4 separate regions of the Homo sapiens genome follow, and regions 1, 3 and 4 are each linked to region 2. Evidence: chromatin contacts called from ENCODE Hi-C or POLR2A ChIA-PET data. All regions are on one chromosome and are shown on one strand. The core of a region is the stretch at or near the end of the contact, and the rest is flanking DNA. Distances in the headings are between cores, read along the strand shown. Region 1 holds the start of LBX1 (ladybird homeobox 1). Region 2 overlaps PAX2 (paired box 2). Region 3 holds the start of OLMALINC (oligodendrocyte maturation-associated long intergenic non-coding RNA). Region 4 holds the start of TLX1 (T cell leukemia homeobox 1).

Evidence for each region. A loop is a pair of places that touch in the nucleus more often than their neighbours do. ChIA-PET counts read pairs that join two places held with the same protein, here RNA polymerase II (POLR2A). Pooled maps may share reads with other maps.
Region 1: a map of naive thymus-derived CD4-positive, alpha-beta T cell shows a loop between it and region 2 (4-fold over the local background). The contact joins the promoter of LBX1 here to the enhancer-like site in region 2. A Hi-C loop is called at or near these places in 1 of 168 maps with a recorded cell type or tissue (naive thymus-derived CD4-positive, alpha-beta T cell), 11 of 37 single-sample maps with no recorded cell type and 10 of 50 pooled maps.
Region 3: a map with no recorded cell type shows a loop between it and region 2 (4-fold over the local background). The contact joins the promoter of OLMALINC here to the enhancer-like site in region 2. A Hi-C loop is called at or near these places in 1 of 37 single-sample maps with no recorded cell type and 1 of 50 pooled maps. POLR2A ChIA-PET finds 5 or more read pairs at or near these places in 1 of 52 experiments (Panc1).
Region 4: a pooled map shows a loop between it and region 2 (7-fold over the local background). The contact joins the promoter of TLX1 here to the enhancer-like site in region 2. A Hi-C loop is called at or near these places in 10 of 37 single-sample maps with no recorded cell type and 7 of 50 pooled maps. POLR2A ChIA-PET finds 5 or more read pairs at or near these places in 1 of 52 experiments (naive thymus-derived CD4-positive, alpha-beta T cell).

Annotation. Positions count from the first base shown.
Region 1 is chr10:101,228,187-101,231,091 of GRCh38, reverse strand. It overlaps LBX1 (ladybird homeobox 1), which reads left to right and starts at 1,629. Exons shown (of 2, transcript NM_006562.5): 1 at 1,629-2,601. The coding sequence starts at 2,277. It overlaps LBX1-AS1 (LBX1 antisense RNA 1), which reads right to left and starts at 1,498. Exons shown (of 3, transcript NR_029380.1): 1 at 1,278-1,498.
Region 2 is chr10:100,825,301-100,828,395 of GRCh38, reverse strand. PAX2 (paired box 2) reads right to left here. Exons shown (of 10, transcript NM_000278.5): 9 at 1,301-1,387; 10 at 1-853. The coding sequence ends at 777. Among named protein-coding and RNA genes, the nearest start is that of PAX2, 81 kb to the right of the region's middle. Within about 2 kb of position 1,259, at least 3 of the 41 ENCODE cell types and tissues checked have a DNase peak (open chromatin) inside an H3K27ac peak, as active enhancers do.
Region 3 is chr10:100,372,318-100,375,438 of GRCh38, reverse strand. OLMALINC (oligodendrocyte maturation-associated long intergenic non-coding RNA) reads right to left here and starts at 1,863. Exons shown (of 3, transcript NR_026762.1): 1 at 1,427-1,863. RefSeq lists enhancers at 534-1,103, 1,104-1,671, 1,741-1,870, 1,672-2,241, 1,971-2,300.
Region 4 is chr10:101,129,613-101,132,574 of GRCh38, reverse strand. TLX1 (T cell leukemia homeobox 1) reads right to left here and starts at 1,275. Exons shown (of 3, transcript NM_005521.4): 1 at 466-1,275. The coding sequence starts at 1,033. It overlaps TLX1NB (TLX1 neighbor), which reads left to right and starts at 1,429. Exons shown (of 3, transcript NR_130723.1): 1 at 1,429-1,789.

The sequences.
Region 1 (2,905 bases), core at 380-2,879, 400 kb before region 2:
CATCCAGAGAAAGAACCTGCTTCCCGCCCCGGAGCCCAGCTTAGCTCACTCCCTCTCTGGGGTTAGATATGAGGGGAGAGGGGGCAAGAAATCCTAATCTTCCCATTCCAACCCTTGGCCTGGGCCACAAATCCTCACTTTGGCCTCTCTGGGCCCTTTTCTGGTCCAAGCGGTGCTGCCCAATGCCCAACCTCACCGCCCACCCAGGAGTTTACAAACAAAGCCAGGGCCAGGGCTGTGTGTGTGTGGGAGGGGAACAGCCCTTCTCCCTGGACTCCAACCCCCTCTAGGTCCTCCCCTCCTTTCTCCAAGGGCAGAAATGGAAAATTAGTAAGGAGGCCAGTGGCCCCACATAAACAGAATGGGGTAGCAAGACAGGAAGGCCTGAGGGCACAGCCCTGCTGGAATGCCTCAGGGAAATGAAAGAAATAGCTGAGTTCAAACACACCTATATACCCACAGGTTCACACACATTTACACAAATATACGCATGGAGAAACACACACAAACACACATTCAAAAACACAAACACCTTCAAGTAACAATGCACACAACATGTTCTCCCGATATTCACAGATCCCGGGCCCTAAGGTCTTTAGCCCCAGCCTAACTGGAAGCCTGGCCTCCCTGCGAGTTCCTGAGAGCAAAGCCCCAGCCGCGGCCTGGCTCCCGCCGGGCCCCCGCCCCGCATCCGGAACAGCTGGAGTCGGCCTGGCCATGCACTCAAGCCGGGCGCTGGGCTAGGCGGGGCCGGCAGCGGGGCCCCGGCCGGGGCCCGGGCGGAGCGCAGCAGGGAGGCACGGAGCCGGCCCCGTTAGCCCCGGCACCTGGCCTGGCTACTCTTCAGACGCCCATCATCAGGCCGTTGGTGGCCCCAGCCAGCCTGGGGAGCGGCTGCCGGAGGAAAGTGAGCAAGATTGCCGGAGGAGGTAGGGCGGCCGCTTCGGAATCAGGCCGGGGAGAGGCGTCCAGAGCCGCCAACAATTCCCTCCTCCGCCTCTCCGCGTGGAGAAGGCTGAGCTCTCCGACTAGCCCCCTCCCCCAACCCCTGGGGTCCTCCACCCCCTTCCCGCGTCGCCCACCCAAGGCTGCGCAGCCGGCTCTGACCTCCTGCGGGCCAGCGCAGGAGGGCTTCAGATTCCCTCTCCCCAGGCGCGTCGCCCAGGCAGTGGGGTGAGGGGCAAGAGGGTCAGAGGTAGAGGCGCTGGGCTCTTGATCTCAGCTCCGCAAAGTCCACTCTGGGTGGCAGCGGGGCCCACCCGGGCTCCTGGTCCTACCTGGCCCGAGCGGCGGCCGCGTCCCTCCCGGGCTGGGGTTCCCACCACTCTTTCGGGCTCCACATCCCGGGTCGGAGAGACCGAGACCTTCGGGCCGGTGCGGTCATTGCAGCTAGGCCGGCGGGAGGCGGGTGCGCCAGGAGCGCGGCTCGCAGTTTGGGGTGGGGGCGGTGGCTTTTCAGTCGCCCGAGGTTCGGGTGCAATAAAGGAGCAGCTAATGTAATTTACAAACAGCTCGGGCCGAACGCAGCGCAGCGCCCGGACTGACAGGCGCATTAGGCAGGCTAATTCCAGCCGGCTCCTCCTACCCCCGGCCCGCTAATTAATGAGCTTCCCAACTTACAGCCGCCTGCATTGGACAGACAGAGAGTGAAAGAGAGGGCGAGGGAGAGGGAGAGAAGGAGAGAGAAGGGGGGAGCAGAGAAGAGAGAAGAGAGAGGGAGGGAGGGAGAGCGAGAACAGGAGGAGAGAACAGAGGCAAAGAAGAGAGGAAAAAGGGAGAAAGGAGAGAGAAAGAGAAAGAAGTGCCGCTGCAGATAATTGATTACACCGCGATCAAGGCTAACTTGTTAGCAATAGTCAATTGCCCCGTCTCTCCGCCTCCCTCGCAGTCCGGGATCGGCGCCCTCGCCTCGGCTCTTCCAACTGCGGCCGCCAGGACCCGGGGCCAGGAGCCACTGCCGAGCCACCTGACACCTTTAAATAGCACCGGGGTTGGCGAAACTGGAGCCCCGCGCAGCGCGCCCCGGCTCCGGCCCCGGATTGCTGGAAGCCCCAGCAGCAGCGGCGCCCGCGTCAGCGCCCTCTTCCCGGGGCCCCGCGCTGTTCTCCCCTCCTCAGCCGCCGCGCTAATCGGCCCCGCGCCCGGCCCGCGCCCTGCCCAGTGCGGCCTCCTTTCCACCCGCCGCTGCCTGCCCGCGCCGTCCGGCGCCCGAGCTGCCCGCGGGCTGGGTCCCCGCGGCCCGAGCCGCCCCGGCCGGGACCCCGAACAAGGCCGAGATGACTTCCAAGGAGGACGGCAAGGCGGCGCCGGGGGAGGAGCGGCGGCGCAGCCCGCTGGACCACCTGCCTCCGCCTGCCAACTCCAACAAGCCACTGACGCCGTTCAGCATCGAGGACATCCTCAACAAGCCGTCTGTGCGGAGAAGTTACTCGCTGTGCGGGGCGGCGCACCTGCTGGCCGCCGCGGACAAGCACGCGCAGGGCGGCTTGCCCCTGGCGGGCCGCGCGCTGCTCTCGCAGACCTCGCCGCTGTGCGCGCTGGAGGAGCTCGCCAGCAAGACGTTTAAGGGGCTGGAGGTCAGCGTTCTGCAGGCAGCCGAAGGTAGGCGCAGCTGCTGGGTTCCCCTGCACCCAGCGCCTCGCGCCCTGTGCCCTGCGCGCTTCGTCCCCTATGCCTCTGCTCGCCTCTGCCCTCTCCGGCCGCCAGGGCCTTCCAGCCTGAGCAGCTGCTTATGGGAGTGAAGATATGTGGGACGGGACCCAATCCTTATTTCCCAGGGACCTCTGGGTAGGCCAGAGCTGGGGGGTGGCAGGAGAAGGGTGGCCAAGCTCTTTCCGCAGTCTGCTTGCTTTGCCGGGCTCCCTTGCGTTCCCAGTGTCCTGGGCGCTCTTAGCCCGGCTACTCG
Region 2 (3,095 bases), core at 10-2,509:
GGGCCCTGGGGAACTAGGCAGGCCAGGAGGAGCAGTGAAGAGCCGAGAGTCCGGCTCGATCGGTGCGGGCTGCTGGGCCCCCCGATCCTTGGGTCCCAACCTTGGAAAGACCTGACGCCCCCAAAGCCCGTTCCTAGAGCCGGACCCCCACACCCCCATTCCATCTTCTGGGACAGGGCACACCCGGAAGGCGAGGGCAGTCCGGCTGGCACTGGGGGAAAAGAATTTTTCCCAGGGATTCGGCAGCGGGCTCTTCCTCCTGCAGAAAGTCGTTTTCTTCTTAATCTCCTTGGCCCAGCCCCTCCAGCGAAGCCTCCTGGCGCCCGAGCGTCCGAGGCGGGTGCCCGGGGCTGGGCCGCGCTGCGGTCCGCGCTGATTGTGTGTCACAGAAACATCCGGCGCGCGCCAGCAGGTCGCGCCCGAGTCCGGCAGGGTGGCTGGCGGGCTTCGGGGCTGGCTTGGTGGAGGCCGGGACGAGCTGGGCCGAATCCCCCTCACGGCGCCGCGCAGTCCAGGCAGGCGGGGAGGGGCGGCAGGCGGGGCTGGGGGCGGCGGGCCCGGGCCTGAGGGTCCCGCCCACGGCTCCACCCGTCCTGTCCGACCTTCGAGGGGGGTGATGTGAAGGGTTGCGGGGGTCGTGGGATGGGGTGAGGCTGGGGCGGTGGCCGGGAGGCATCGCGTCGCGTCGGTCCTCCCTCCCTCCGGGGTGGGGTCAGACGGGGACGATGTGGAGGCCGAAGCTGTCGGCCTGAAGCTTGATGTGGTCCCCGCGGTAACTAGTGGCGGTCATAGGCAGCGGCAGCAGCGGCAGGGGCGGAGCCCCGGGGGGCGGCACTATAATAATAAGGGGAACCTGGAAGTTAACACAGGAGAAGAATGGGCTGGGTGAGAGGACAAACAGGAGAACAAAAAAGGAAAGAAAAGCACAGAAAAGACCTCCCCTGGCTGGGGTCCAGCGGGATCCGGACTGGGAGACCTTGGCTGGGCAGTGGAGCCAGTTGCCCCGGAGAATAGTTGCGTTCACGGGGCATGAGAGGGACCCGATCTGGTGACGCCCGGCTGCGCACCCTCCAGGGGATCCGAGGGCGAGGGCGGCGCAGAGCCTTCGAGCGACCAGGGAGGGCACGGGAGGGCAGGAGGTGCGGGCGTCCTCGAGGGGTCCCCGGGCCTCAGTGCTGCACTAACAAGCCTGTCCCCCTGGCCCGGCCGGGTCCCCAGAGGTCGGGTCGCCGGGAGTGGGACCGTGCCCAGAAGCCGCGCGGCCGCGCTGAGCCGCCGGCCAGCCAGGTGGCGTACTCACTTAGTAAGGCGGGGTTGCTGAATCTCCAAGCCTCGTTGTAGGCCGTGTACTGGGGGTGGCTGTACGGGTTGCCGGAGAACTCGCTCCCTGCGGGAGGGTCGGGGAGTGGGGATCAGACGCCTGCAAGCCAGGGCGGACCCCACGAGTCCGGCCGGTGGCTTCTCCGCCCGCTCCTCCCGCCGGGTCTCAGGCGCAGGTGTCGCGGGCAGGGTAATGGCCGTGGCGGGCGGGCCGGGCGGAGGTGGGGCGATCACCGCGTCCGCGTGGAGAGAGCCCGGGGAGGCGGGAGGCACCGACGCGCTCGCACACCCACGGGCGGGACCTGTGGGCCGGTGCCCGCCCAGGGCTTCCCAGCGGAGGCGCTCGCGGCCACCCACGAAGGGTTTGTATTGGGGCGCGTCCACCCTGTCGCGCTGGGGGCCAGGGCCTTTATAGATGCCACTCCGGTTCTAGGAGGCATGGCCCCTAATGGGTGGAAATGGGAGTGGGGGGCGGTGGCGAAGAAAGGCCTTCGGGACATTTTTCTCCCAGAAAGTCCTAAGAATGGCATCAATGTGCAGTGCCAACACAAGAGGTGGGAGCTCTTTTGGGAGACACCGCCCTCCCGCCTTTCCCTCAAGAGGTTGGATGCGTGGGCTACGCGGCAGGGGATGGAGGCGGCGCAGGTGGACTGCCCGCTGGTCCGCTAGCGGTGAGCGGAGGGCCCGTGGGTTGGGAGCCGTCGTCGGAAGCTACCTCCCTCCCTCTGCGGGAGAAAGGCCAGGCCTCCAGGTTTCCCCCTCGCCCTTTCTCCTGTGTGATGACCCCAGACTGTTTACAGTGATCCCTAACCGCGGGTTAAGTAGAGGAGAAGGGGCCCCTCTCTGAGAGGGAGCTGGGGTGGGGGTGGGGGATGCAGCCACTGGAAAGCCTGTTTATTGACGAGGAGGGAAAGCATGCGTGCAGCAGGATAATGAGCTTCTGAGCTCAACTGTGACCAAGAGGAACTGAGCTATCTCCTTCCCCATCGCTAATGAAACAAGTGTAATTTCCTCATCAGCACTAGATTCTGTTTAACGACTCCCCCCTCGACACCACGAGCTCTCTGCGGCTCCCCTCTTCCCCACCTCCCTGCAGACTCCCTGCCCCCACCTCCCCACTCTTCCCTCACCCCACCTCTTTAAAACCTCCTCCAGCCCCCACCTGCTCACTGCTGGGAGTTTCTCCCTAAAATCTCCTTGCCTCCCAACAAGGCTTCTACTTTCCTTCCCCTAAATCTGGGCAGGAATCCCTTTACCCACACCTCTAACTCCCTTCAGCCCCTAGTCCATAAGACCCAGCAGCAATCTCCCTCTTTGCCGCTGCCCCTACCCCAAGCTCTGCTTACCCAGGGTTATACCTAAATGTCCCTGGATGGATGGGGCCAACCACTCTCTTCTATCCTCCCCATTCCCCATACCAATGAGAGTTGAACTTCAGGGAAAGGCCACATAGAGGGCGGCCAGAGGGAGTGAGTTGCTGGCTGAGTGAGTCTAACCCTCCTTAAGACAAGAGTGTTTTGGTGTTTGTGCACATAGGAACTTCAACTCTCTTTGGCTTCAAGACCCTGCTCCCAATCTGGGGTTAGGGGTTAGGTATAGTACAACCTCCAGCTGCAGTCACCAGACCTTAAATACAGCCTCTGTCTCTCTGATTCAAACAACCCAAACCCAACTCCTCTGATTAGGGATGGGTCAGAGCCCCAGGGAAGCAATGGAAGGCTGGGTGCCTCTGAAGAGGTATAGGGGTGTTCTAGCCTGTCTCACTGCAGCGACTC
Region 3 (3,121 bases), core at 614-3,113, 450 kb after region 2:
CTTTTTTTTAATTTTTCATATCTTTCTGATACTTCTTTGTCTGTTTTGCTAGCTCTGTGTCCTCTTTTTTTTTTTTTTTTTTTTTGAGACAGAGTCTCACTCTGTTGCCCAGGCTGGAGTGTAGTGGCACAATCTCAGCTCACTGCAACCTCTGCCTCCTATGTTCAAGCCATTCTCCTACCTCAGCCTCTCGAGAAGCTGGAATTAACAGGCGCCCGCCACCATGCCTGGATAATTTTTAATAGAAACAGGGTTTCACCATGTTGGCTAGGCTGGTCTTGAACTCCTGACCTCAGATGATCCACCCACCTCAGCGTCCAAAGTGCTGGGATCACAGGCATGAGCCACCACACCTGGCCTCTGTGTCCTCTTTCTACCTTCCCAAGATTCTGTACTTGAATCTTCTTTTTTTTTTTTTACTTTTGAGACAGGGTCTTGCTCTTGCTATGTTGCCCAGGTTGGAGTGCAGTGGCACTATCTCAGCTCACTGCAGCCTAGACCTCCCCAGGCTCAGGTGATCCCCCCACCTCAGCCTCCCAAGTAGCTGGAATTACAGGTATGTGTCACCACACCCGGCTAATTTTTGCAGTTTTTGTAGAGTCGGGGTCTCACCATGTTGCCCAGGCTGGTCTCAAACTCCTGGGCTCAAGCAATCCTCCTACCTTGGTCTCCCAAAATGCTGGGATTACAGGCATGAGCCACCGTGCCCTGCCCAAATCTTCTTATTCTATAATTTCTCTTTAGGTCATCAATTTCTCTCCCGATCCACTATAAACCCTTTGGATCTCATCTCTACTTTTCTTCTCGACACCAGATCCTAATTCCCAACTGTCTACTGGGTATTACATCCACAGGGATGTACTTCTTGCAATTCAAATGCCACATGTCAAAAACTGAACTCCTATTCCCTTTGCAAAATCCCTCTGCTTCTCTCTTTCTCTCTCCTTTTTGCTACCTATTTCAGGTAGGGGAAGTGGTGTCCTTCCAGCCACTCAGGCTAGAAACCTCAAAGTCCTCTTCTGATTGCTGTCCTCACTCATCTCACACATCCAGTCAATAAAGTGCTATTGATTCTCCTCCCAAATGCCTCTCAGCTTGTGCCCTTCCTTTCCATTCCCACCGTGACTATCCCAGCTTTTGAGGTCCCATGACTCTTCACCAGAGTGGTAACAATAGCTTCCCAACATCTCCCAGCCCCCATCCCCCCGCTACTCTGCTCTGTTGCCATGAGAGTTAACTTTGCGAAACAGAGAGATTATTTTCCTCTCCTGCTTGAAAATATCTGATGACTTCTTATCACTTACAGAAGCAAGTCTAAACTTTCCACTGTCTCCTCCCACTCTCCCACCACACACCACCTTCCTGCGCCGGTTGCGTCAGCCTCGAACGTTCCTGAACGCTTTGCTGTTCCTGTGCTTTTACTCACGTTCTCCCCAGTGACTGCCCAATCTTTAGTGTGTTTTGCTGACTCCTGGCGCTCTGGCTTTTCCATAAGAGGCGTTTTTGCACGATTGCAGACAGGAATAAAAATGAGCTCTGCCTACTGGGCCGTCCTGGTTAGCAAGGTCTACACCACCTCAAAGGCAGCTATGGACTAAGAGCCCACAAAGAATCTCGGGTTATGAGGGAGGGGCTGGCCGTGGAGACGGCTAAAGCGCCTCATTTGTCTTCCCAGCAGGGAAGCGATGGGACCTCGGCGGGCAGGGAACGCGATCTCCACCCGTCTGGAAAACTCTCTGAGTTCTGGAGCACTGTTCGCGGCCGGACTGAGTGGCATGTCCGCATTTTCCCCATTCCAGGGTAGGGCAGACTGAGGTAGGAGAGCAGAGCCCCGAGGCCGACTCCCCGGGAAAAAAAAAAAAAGGAAAAAAGGCTCCCGCCGACCTGTGATTCACAGGAGCAAGAGGCTGGAAGGACCGCGCCTCCTGATTGGAGCAGACAGAATCAGACAAGCTTGGGGGCCGCTGATTGGCTCCGGCGTGGTCAGGCGCTGGTGGGCTGTTGTAGGTGTAAATAGCTCTTGAAGGCCCGGGTCTGTGACCGGCAGTAACCCCGGCGAGAGTGGGTGGAGAGGGAGGCGCTTCCTCTCCATTCATGTCAGCTGCCAGCCAGGCCCGGGCAGGCCGGCCCTTTAGCGGAGGGGACTGGGCAGGACGAGGCGATGGGTGTCTTCGGAGATCTTAAGCTGGGCTGAAAGTTAAACACTCACCCGCAGGGCTGAGCCAGAGCTGGCACCTTCCACACCGAGCCCCTTCCTATCTGTGACTGTTGAAAAGTTTAATGTGATGTTCTGGGTGAGGACCGAGGCGTTGGAGGTCGCTAGGAGGGTAGTTTTACGGAGTCGCGTTAATGGCTGTAGTGGGTGTACCTTAGTGACCACAGGGAGGTGGCAGCCTGTCCTCTCCTCCTCCTGGTCACCGTATTCTATTTGCGGAAAAGGTAAGAATGGAGGCTTGGATAGTCTTTCTACTAGAGATGCAACTTCTCCCACCCTCTACTCCAGGGGAAAGAGAAGTCTGTGGGGAACTGGCTTTGTAAAAAGTAGGAAAGAGGAAAGGGACAAATGGGTACACGTTAAGAAGAGGGTGACTCTCATACATTGCTGGAGAAAATTTAAAGTGGTGCAGCCACTGGGGAAACAGTTTGATGGTGCCACAAAAGGTTAAATATCAAATTAGCATCTGGCCCAGCAACTCCACTCCTAGATATAAACCCTAATAAATTATAAACGGGTACTCATATTTGCACTCAAATGTTCATGGCAGTGCTATTCACAATAACCAAAAGGTGGAAGCAACTCCAGTGTTCATCAATTGATAAATCAGTAAACCAACTGTGGTGTATTCATACAATGGAATATGAATAGGTAATAAACAGGAATGAAGTACTGATATATGCTCCAATGGGGATGAACATTGAAAGATTATGCCAAGAGAAGGAAGCCAGACACAGAAGGTCATATATTGTACGATTCCATGTATAGGAAATATCCTGAAGTGGTAAATCCACAGAGACAGAAAGCAGACTGATGGTCACCAGGGGCCGAGTGTGGGTGGGAAGATGGGGAATCACTGTTGAATGGGTTCAAGTTTTCTTTTGGGGTGAAAATGTTTTAGAACAA
Region 4 (2,962 bases), core at 26-2,525, 300 kb before region 2:
TGCATGTGTGTAGGGGACTGGAGGTGGGGGAACCTGTTCTTTTCTTGTGTCTGATCCTGGGGCTCGCTTCCTGGGTCCTAGAACAGCAGCCAGGACGGAAGAAACTGTTCACGTTGCACCCCTTTCTCTAAGATTCCCAGGCCAAGAGTAGCTGCAGAAGGTGGTCCTGAATCTATGGCCTCCTTCTCTCTGCCTGACCCGGCTAGTGGATCCGGAGAGGGGACCAGGGAGAGCTCCTCCGAGCAGGGGTCCTTCGGGAGACAGAGAGGGGTCCAGGCTGAGAGAACTCTTCAAGCATGGCGAGTCTGCGTTATAGAATCGGGCGGGCGGCTCAACTTGGGGGAAGCACCAAGAAGAGCTGGGCGACCTGGAGCGCAGAACCGGCTTTGGGGAGCCACCCGGCGGGGCAGGGGTAGCACGGAGCCCGGGCCGCGGCCAGGCGGGGAGCGCGCGGGCCGGACTCACCTGTGAACCTGTCCTTTGTGTATCTGCGGTTACTCTCCATCCAGGGGAAGGTGAGGCCAGTGAGGTTGTTGACGCCCGGCATGGCAGGCACAGAGGGCACGGTGGGCAAGCCGGTGGCCAGGGGCTGGGGGTGGGCCACGGCTCCGGCGAGCGGCCTGTGTGCCGGCACCCGGATTACCCCCGCAGCGCTGAGTGCCCCGGCACCGCCGCTGCTGCCGCCGCCGCCGCCAGGACCGGGGCCGCCTGCCAAGGCCATGTTCACGTTGTAGGAGCCGGTCAGAGGACCCATGCTGCAGGCGCCGCCGCCGCCTGCCGGGCCTCCGGGGCCGCCGGGACCTCCAGTACCATAGGCCCCCGCTCCTCCAGCCCCCGTCGCGGCCGCGGAGCCCCCGCCGCCGTAAGTGTAGGCGCCTCCGACCAAGCAGCCAAGGCCGTATTCTCCGTCCTGGAGGCGCGAGGCGGGTCCCATGCAGCCACCCTGGTCCGGGCTGTTGAGGATCTGGTCGATGCCGAAGCTAATGGGCTCTGCGTGACCCGGGTGGAGGTGGTGCGGACCCAGGTGCTCCATGCTGGCCCTGGCCCCACCGGGGGGCCCGGGCGGCGGCGCTCGCTGCGCTCGGCTCGGGGGGCAGCTAGCAGGGGCTGGGAGGCAACAGCGGCTCCTGGCTGCGCGGAGACTTGGAAGCGAAGTGCGCAGAAAGGCTAAAGTAGAAGGGGGAGGGGAGGGAGAGAGGGGGCGCCGTATTCTTCCCCTCTCTGGCTTCTGCTTCCCCGCTCCGGCTGCTCGCTCGCTGTTGACTCTGGGACATCAATCACCAGGCGAAAAAGCCCGGTGCAAGAGAGCTTCGCGGTTTCGACTGGGTCTCTCCATTGGCTGTGCGCGGAGAGGAGCGGGGTGAATGACAGCGCGAGGGAGGGGAGGGGAGGGGGAGAGGAAGGCCAGAAGCCGAGACAGATGCAGGAGCCAGAGATAGAGGGACGGAGACCAAGACTCGGAGTAGTTCATGAAGAGAGAGAAGAGGGGAACAAGGCGAGGCTTAAAAGGAAAAGGGAAAACAGGAAGCGACCATTCCCAGAGACGGACAGACAGACAAACCCAAGGAGGGTGAAGTCAACTGTCTTCCCGGCCTGTTGGGAGCCCTCCCCTCACTTTGAACTGGGCCAAAGGAGTCCAGCCCACAAGGCGTCTGAGGAAGGGATGTCTCTGCCCAACTGGAGAATCTCCTCAAGGGCTCAGCTGCGAAACACCTGTCACTCAACCAGGAGATTTACTCCAAATTTCAAGTCCAGCTTTTTAGAAAGTAGAAGACTGTCTACTCCCCAGGTATGGAGCCCAGGCCCTGAGGCAGGACGGTGAGTTCAGGCTTGCCCTTCTTTAAAACACAGGCCTATGAACAACTGGCTATATGTTATAAAAATCAGCAACCACCCCCCAACTCAGCCTTCTTAGACAAATTCAGGAAGGGAACATATCCTGAAAGGCAGGCACAAGTCAAGAGGGTTGGTTTGGGGTCTGCTGCCAGGGTGCCCATGCCTCAACATACCCCTTTGGTTTTAAATAAACAGATGCGTCAAGAAGTAAAATCCTACAGGGTTCGAAAGAGGCAATTCCTACAGTGTTTGAATGAATTCAACCAGATTGCATTCCACCTAACAATTACCCCAGGGTTGGCTATTCCAGACAAGAAGCCTTTGGACTGTGGTGTGTGTTCTTTTCTTACGTTTGGAATCTTGGGAGGGAGCCATAGGGGCTTAAGGCCGTGGGGGCTGGGATTGGTGGGACTAGGATCAGGGAAGTGCATCCAGGACAAATTTAGGCCTTTCCAACGTTTTGCCAGTGGCTGTCTGGCTGAGAGCCCAAGAGAAAAGGAGGAAACTCCCTTTTTCTTCTTCCTGTCTTTCCCCTCTCCAGTAGAAAATGTTTGCTACCTTTTAGAAGCCAAGCTTTGGGAAAGGCACAGGTTCCATCACTTGGGATCTATTTCTGTTCTATTTCAGTTCAGTTTCAGATTAGACTTTTGGGTAGGCCCTGTCTCTATCTGGAAAGATGCTAGGATGTGAAGACTCACATTCTCTCCCATCAAGTCTTATTGCAATCTATTTGCTTTGGGCATGTCTGTCACCTCCACTTGAAGAGATCTTCTTGGAGGCAGAGAGTGGCTTATTCATTTCTGTTCTCTCCTGAAGAATACAGCCCCAAACAACAAAATATGGTCATCTTGGGTGAATAACAAAGAATGTATCTCTTTATTCAATAATATTTATTGAGTACTGTACTCACTATGTGTCAGGCACTGTTCTAGGCATGGGGGACATAGCAGTGAACAAAACAAAGGTCCTGACCTCATGAAGCTTACATTCTATAGAGGGGGTCAGACAATAAGCAAAGAAGCAAATACAACAAGACAGATGTTAGTATTATGGAGAACAATATAAACTCTACACCAATCCTTCGAGATGAGTATTCTCCCTATTTTACAGATGTGAGGAAAGTACA